Linked DNA regions of Homo sapiens: region 2 is linked to region 1. The links are chromatin contacts, found by POLR2A ChIA-PET in ENCODE. All regions are on one chromosome and are shown on one strand. The core of a region is the stretch at or near the end of the contact, and the rest is flanking DNA. Distances in the headings are between cores, read along the strand shown. Region 1 has its middle 160 kb from the start of SLC38A4. Region 2 has its middle 120 kb from the start of SLC38A4.

What was found. ChIA-PET counts read pairs that join two places held with the same protein, here RNA polymerase II (POLR2A).
Region 2: POLR2A ChIA-PET joins it to region 1 with 12 read pairs in MCF 10A. The contact joins two enhancer-like sites. POLR2A ChIA-PET finds 5 or more read pairs at or near these places in 2 of 52 experiments (MCF 10A and OCI-LY7).

Annotation. Positions count from the first base shown.
Region 1 is chr12:46,663,591-46,666,697 of GRCh38, forward strand. No RefSeq gene overlaps it. Among named protein-coding and RNA genes, the nearest start is that of SLC38A4, 160 kb to the right of the region's middle. Within about 2 kb of position 1,546, at least 10 of the 41 ENCODE cell types and tissues checked have a DNase peak (open chromatin) inside an H3K27ac peak, as active enhancers do.
Region 2 is chr12:46,701,596-46,704,702 of GRCh38, forward strand. No RefSeq gene overlaps it. Among named protein-coding and RNA genes, the nearest start is that of SLC38A4, 120 kb to the right of the region's middle. Within about 2 kb of position 1,481, at least 3 of the 41 ENCODE cell types and tissues checked have a DNase peak (open chromatin) inside an H3K27ac peak, as active enhancers do.

The DNA of each region.
Region 1 (3,107 bases), core at 296-2,795:
AGTCCAGGTCTCTTTAAGGTAGAGCCCATAAGCCTTCTTCCCACTGTCACATGAAATACTGTATACTGGCAGCCAAAACTAAAGAGCAGATCTGGGAAATTTTTAGAAAATCTATATATTCATAATATTACCAAGATTGATGCTTTCAATCAGAGTTTAGTAAACACAAAGTAATAAAAATTATGCTCACACCTTCTTTCATCTCTCTGAAGGAGAAATGACAACATTTTGATACTTTAACATCCTTAACATATTTTAACACATCTTCACCAACTTCCATGACTAAAATAAACTAGGGAAAAGAAAACTGTGCTTCTTGCTGAGAAATCACACACCTCTGGCTTAGGATTTAAGTGAGTGGAGAAAGAAGCTGCCCTCTGAGATCATTTTGTCTGTTCTTGGACTGTGACATGCCTTTTGCACATTACGGGTCAAGCTGTGTTTGTTTCTAGCCAAGGTTTATCAATTTATACTCTCGATTGTGAGATTTAAACAAACAGTATTTAAGTGATTTTGAAATGTGCAAAATTTAAAAGGATTCTATACATGTGAAGAAAGAAGTTTGATATTGTTCCTTAAAGTTGAGACTATTATTCTCTTTTCATTCCTTACTTGAGCAGTATTTTTCTTTCATATAAGGCAGTAAAGTTCATCAAGTTAAGCTGAGTTCAGAATTTCATTATTGTAACTGAATTATTATGTTTCAGACATTCTCTGATGGTAATAATAATAGCTGCTGTGGATTGAGAATTACTTTAGGGCTAGATGCTTTGCATGCGCTACCTCAAATCTATCCACACTCCTGCAAGGTGCATGCAGTTATCCCCATTTTACAGGAAACTGAGGCTCAGAGGGGTTAATTGATTAGTCCACATCTACTCAGTCAACAAGTAGCAGAACCAATATTTGGACCCTGTCTGGTGTCACAGCTGGTTAGCTTTTTATTCACACACATTATGGCTGTGATTCATGGAGAATTTCCACTAATAAGGATGATTAAATAGAGTTGAGATATCTGGTGTGCACTCACATTCTGCTACTTTTAAATACTTGTTTTAGAATTAAGGAATCATAGATTTCAGGATTGGGAGAGACTTTATAGGTCATTTAGCCTAAACTCCCTGTTGATTCCTGCAAAAGCCTTGTCAAGCAATTTTTTTCCAGCTATGCTTCTGCACCTCTAGTGATGTGGAAAGCCTAAGGCAACATTTCCATTATTAAGCCGTTTGAAAATTACAAAGTTCCTCTTTACACTGAGTCAACATCAGCCTCCCTTTTAGCTTTTGAAGCCACATAGAACAGAGGCAGCCATATAACTGGAAGACAGTAATCATACTCCCATTTCAACTTCCATAATAGAATTCCTTATTTACTTGATTTTTCCCTCATAGCATATAGTTTGAGGTCAGGTTTCCATCCTAGTTAATTTCTTCTGCACACTTTTGAGTTTGTCTCTATCTCTTTTAAAGGGAAGCATTCAGAACCTAAGACTGTTTCTGTTTTGTTTTTGATTGGGGTCAGACCGTATGTCTGCCCCTGTCAGATCATGTTACTACTGACTCATGGTGAGGTTACCACTGACTCAAGCCCTGCTGTTTACCCACATTACTGCTAATAAAGCACGTTTCCTCATCCTGGGCTCATACAGTTTTTATCCTGTTTGTCAGCATTTACCTTTATTAGTAAAGATACTTAAAAAGATTAAATCCCTTGCTCAAGATTTGCAAGTTATTTTGAATCCTAATGTCAAGGCAAACATCTCTACTTACAAGAAAATCACTTTGCTTCGTGAACACATTTTTATTTCTTTTGCATGATTTCATGTATCTTCATTATGCAAGTGATGTTTTGTAGCATAGGTAGAAATTTGTGTATGTGTTATTTTAAACATTGGGTGCTGGGCTTAATACCTGGGTGACGAAAGAATCTGCACAAAAAGTCCCCGTGACAAGAGTTTACTTATGTAACAAACCTTCACATGTACTTCTGAACCTGAAATAAAAATTAAAAAAATGATATGTTAGCCTATCTTCACAGTGGATAGGCTGAAGATACAGGCCTATAGACAACCTATGACTCCTGGCAGATTGGTTTGCAGCAGTTTGTTACCTTGATCTTGGCTTGCAGCAAAATGTTGACTGTGAAGGAACCTGGGCTCTCAAAGGAGATGTCAAATTCTTATGAGCCAGGCCAATGTCCCATCCGACTGTGAATTTTTCCAATTTTTCAACTATTTGGAACAAGGATGGAAATGGAGCTTTGTACAAAATGATGAAGTTCGTTTAGTACCTGAATAGTGACTTAATACCAAGACAGAAATCCTGAAAAGGGCACACTGAGAATAAATACACAAATTACCTAAAACTGAGGCTTAACCATTGACAAAGGTAGCAATTTCTGAGGCTCCAGGATAGACAAATGTTACTGACCTTTGTTCCAACTGAATTTTTTCCCAAAATCTGAAATAGACTTTTCTTCTCCTTCTCCTTCTTCTTCTTCTTTTTAATTTGAGACAAGGTCTTGATCTATCAGCCAGGCTGGAGTATGATGGCATGATCATAGCTCACTGCAGCCTTGAACCCCTGGGCTCAAGAGATCCTCCCACCTCAGCCTCTGGATTAGCCGGGACTACAGGTGCAAGCCACCATGCCCGGCTATTTTTTTTGTAGAGACAAGTCTCACTAAGTTGCCCAGGCTGGTCTCAAATTCCTGGCCTCAAGCAATCCTCTTGCCTCAGCCTCCCAAAGTGCTGGGATTATAGGCATTTTGAGTCATCACACTGGGCCCTGTAATAGACTTTCATAACACCTTTATTTCATACTCAGGAAAGGAATATATCGCAAAGAAAATATTGAATAGGGAGATATTTTCTGTATGCTTTATTATTACCAGCAATACTTATATATACAGGTCTAGAGTAAAAGTCCAATAAAATTATACAAGTTTACCGTTTTTAAATCTAGATATGAGCTTAAATATTATCTAAAAATATTTTAAAATTGAAAATTTCTGAGGATTAAGAAGAAGGAATTTGGTAAATGTTGACAGTATTTGAATTAAGCTAAGGAAAGAAATTCCGTAGGTTAAAGAACTAATAGCTTGTAGTC
Region 2 (3,107 bases), core at 231-2,730, 38 kb after region 1:
TACACAGATCTCTAATCCCTGAGCCCAGGGTCTCTGGTAGTTTCTTTGTGAAAGCAAGGTTTTTAGTTCACAAACTTGAACCATTGTTACTCAAGCTTGTCTTTGGTCACTCAGTCATCTTTCCACCCAGCATTATATAAATGCTCCTCCAATCATCTGCAAGCAGGAAGGGGTAATGTTAGCTATTGGCTGGGAGTTCCAGATGGTCACTGGGGCAAACTGGAGACCTTTATGGAGTTGAGGAGACTCTTATGGAGTTGAAGGGGCTTGCAGGTATGATTTAAAGAGCAGGAAGTCTAAGGGAGGAGTTCACACCTGTTCTTTATCTTTTGCTAAGAAACCTCCATATTATGGCCATCAGGTAAAGAGGCAGGCCATTTCTCAGATTAGAAAGAACCATTTTCCATAGTAAAGGCAGACCCAATTTCCTCTGAATGGTATGCACTCATAGCATGCCTTCTGGCCATGAGACTTCATGATGAATATTTCAGCCTGCTCATAAGAGCTGGGGAGGATCTATTGGGTATTAATATTTACTATGTACCAGGCACAGTTCTAATTGTTTACAGATTTTAACCCTTTTAATCCACAGGAGAGGAATCTGGCAGAGATATTCTTATTAACCCCATTTGATAAATAAAGAAACTAAGGCACAGGGAGTTAGTAGCCTGCTCTGTGTTTCACGGTGAAAAAGTGTGGCAGAGGCAGGATTTGGACCCAAACAGTCTGGCTCCAAAGTCCAGGCTTCACGGGGGCACATACTGCCCTTCCAGACATCTCTGTCCCCTCAGGGTGACCCCCAACTTATCCTTCCAAGTCCGTCTCCCTACTCCTCTGTAGTAAAACTGGAGTATTCACTCTTTTCTGAACAAAATCTGTTTTCCCCACCTGTGTGTCCTCTCATGCCCATCTCCACACCCCATTCCCACCTGTAAATCTCTCATCAGTTTTGGGGAGAGTCCATCTCAAAGATACTATCAAAACAAAAGAAACTAACATTTGCTAAGCTCCTGTTACCTTTTGGGTTTTGTGCTGAGGAAACTCACATAAAATATTTTATTTAATTGTCAGTCTAACTCTTTGACATAGGATAATTTCCTCATTTTCCAAATAAGAAAAAGCTCTCAGATGAGTACCCTGCTCAGCTGTAAAGAGCAGTACTGGGCTGACTGCAGCTGTCCACAGTGGTGCCTTAAGCATTAAGGGTGTCCTCCCTTTAGCTTGGTCCTCCCACGTAGCACTTTGTGCAGCTCTCACGACACTTCTTTGTACCTTATAGGTATTTGTGGAATACTCCTATAATACGACTTCTGTAGCAGGAATTGTATCATGCTCCTTTCTTCCCTGGGGTGTCCAGCCTAGTCCTTTGTACCTAGGCTAATTAATAAGTATCTGTGTAACTGAATGAAACTGGATGGAGGATTAGGGAGGCAGGCATTGTGGAGGAGACAGGCTCAGTCTTGCCAGCTTCAACACTTCTTCCAAGTTCCTAAATAATGAGCTGTCAAGTTTCCTTGAGTTGCTAAGCCTTTTGGGAAGGAAAAAGTGAACTGAAACAAGCAGCTACGTGCCTCAATCCACCAGAATAGGAAGCTCCTGCTTTCAGACATGACGAGTCTCCAAAATATGTGGTGTTAACTCCAATCGCGCACATCTAGCACAACTTGTGACTGCACAGGCGTGTGCAAACGAGCTCAGGAGTAGAGACATTCTAACCCAAATGTGACAGAATACATTAAAACACCACAAAAGCAACTTAACTTGAATATTACATGGCTCCTACAAAAGAAAATAATTTGCCTGGTAACTTTCTTTTATCAAATGCCATGTTTTTACTTAAATGTGTCTATTAATTAGCCTCAGTTTGTTGTATGCCAGTTGTGTAAGTTATTAGCTGAGGAGTGCAAGGTACCATGTCTGTTCCACCATTGCTGGATCCTAAGTTCCTGAAAATGAACAAAACAGGACAAAACAAATATTTCCTTTTCTATTTCTGCTGCCTTCTTCTCTCTCATTCTGAAGCAGGGGGCTGAGAGTTATAAAGATAATCCAGCCATTAAGCAAAAATAGTTTTAAGTACCAGCCCTCTTTATCTTGCTCTGATTCCAAATGGCTGAAAAACAGGAGAGGCTTTAAAATCCATAAAGTTGATGATACAGTTGCCAATAAAGTACTGGAGAAAGAGAAGAAATAACTTAGCTTACATTTTATCCTCTATATAAAAATGGTTATAGGGCAGTCAAGGCAGCATGGCGTGGGAGAAATTGGATTTCAATTGATCAAAAGGCTGGATCATAAATTTGAAAGGGGAAATACTGGATGCAGGGAGACCAGGAGATGAGTTATGGCAGTAGTTTTATAAAAGATGATAAGGACACCCCAAATCAGTGTTAGAAGGAATTATCATTTGGGAGGTGCTGGGAAAGGGTTGGTAGTCAACTGGATGAGGATTGGTGAGGAATCAAGGGCCATTCCCTATCTGACTCTTGGGTGAACAGTATCACCACCAATCGACTCCAGGGTAGCAGGAGGTGGAACAGCTTAGAGTTGCTTGCTGCAGTTTCCTGGTAAAGTAGGGAGCAATGTCACTGGCTACTAATGAGAGGAGAGCAAGTATGTTAGGTTCTTGAGGATAGTGGAGGTCTACAATGGTAACTGAATACAGAGAAGTTACTGACCAAAGGAAACGAAAAGAGAGAAGGGCAGAACCGGAAAACACACACTGGTGGAGAAGTATGACTTTCTAGCAGTGTTCCATTGGCCAGCTGTAAGAAGAGAGAGAGCAGAGTGTGACAGCAATAAATACAGAATAAGCTTCATTAAAGGAGATCTGTCAGATGACCTTGATGTTTACTTGGTCTAACATACTCTTGATTGCCAAAGTCTTTACTGAGATAGTCAGATAATAACTACTCAGGCCAGATACTGACCCACACTATTTGTGTTTTCAACTAATCAGTGTATAAACTAATACATTTAGAGTAATCAACGTGAGAAGGATTTGAGGGAGCTAGGACTGGAAGCAAGGAGACTAGCCAGGGGCAGTCCATGCAAAAGATAAAGTTCTGATCCAATGCAATATTAGTTGGGACATAACTCAGGATTTT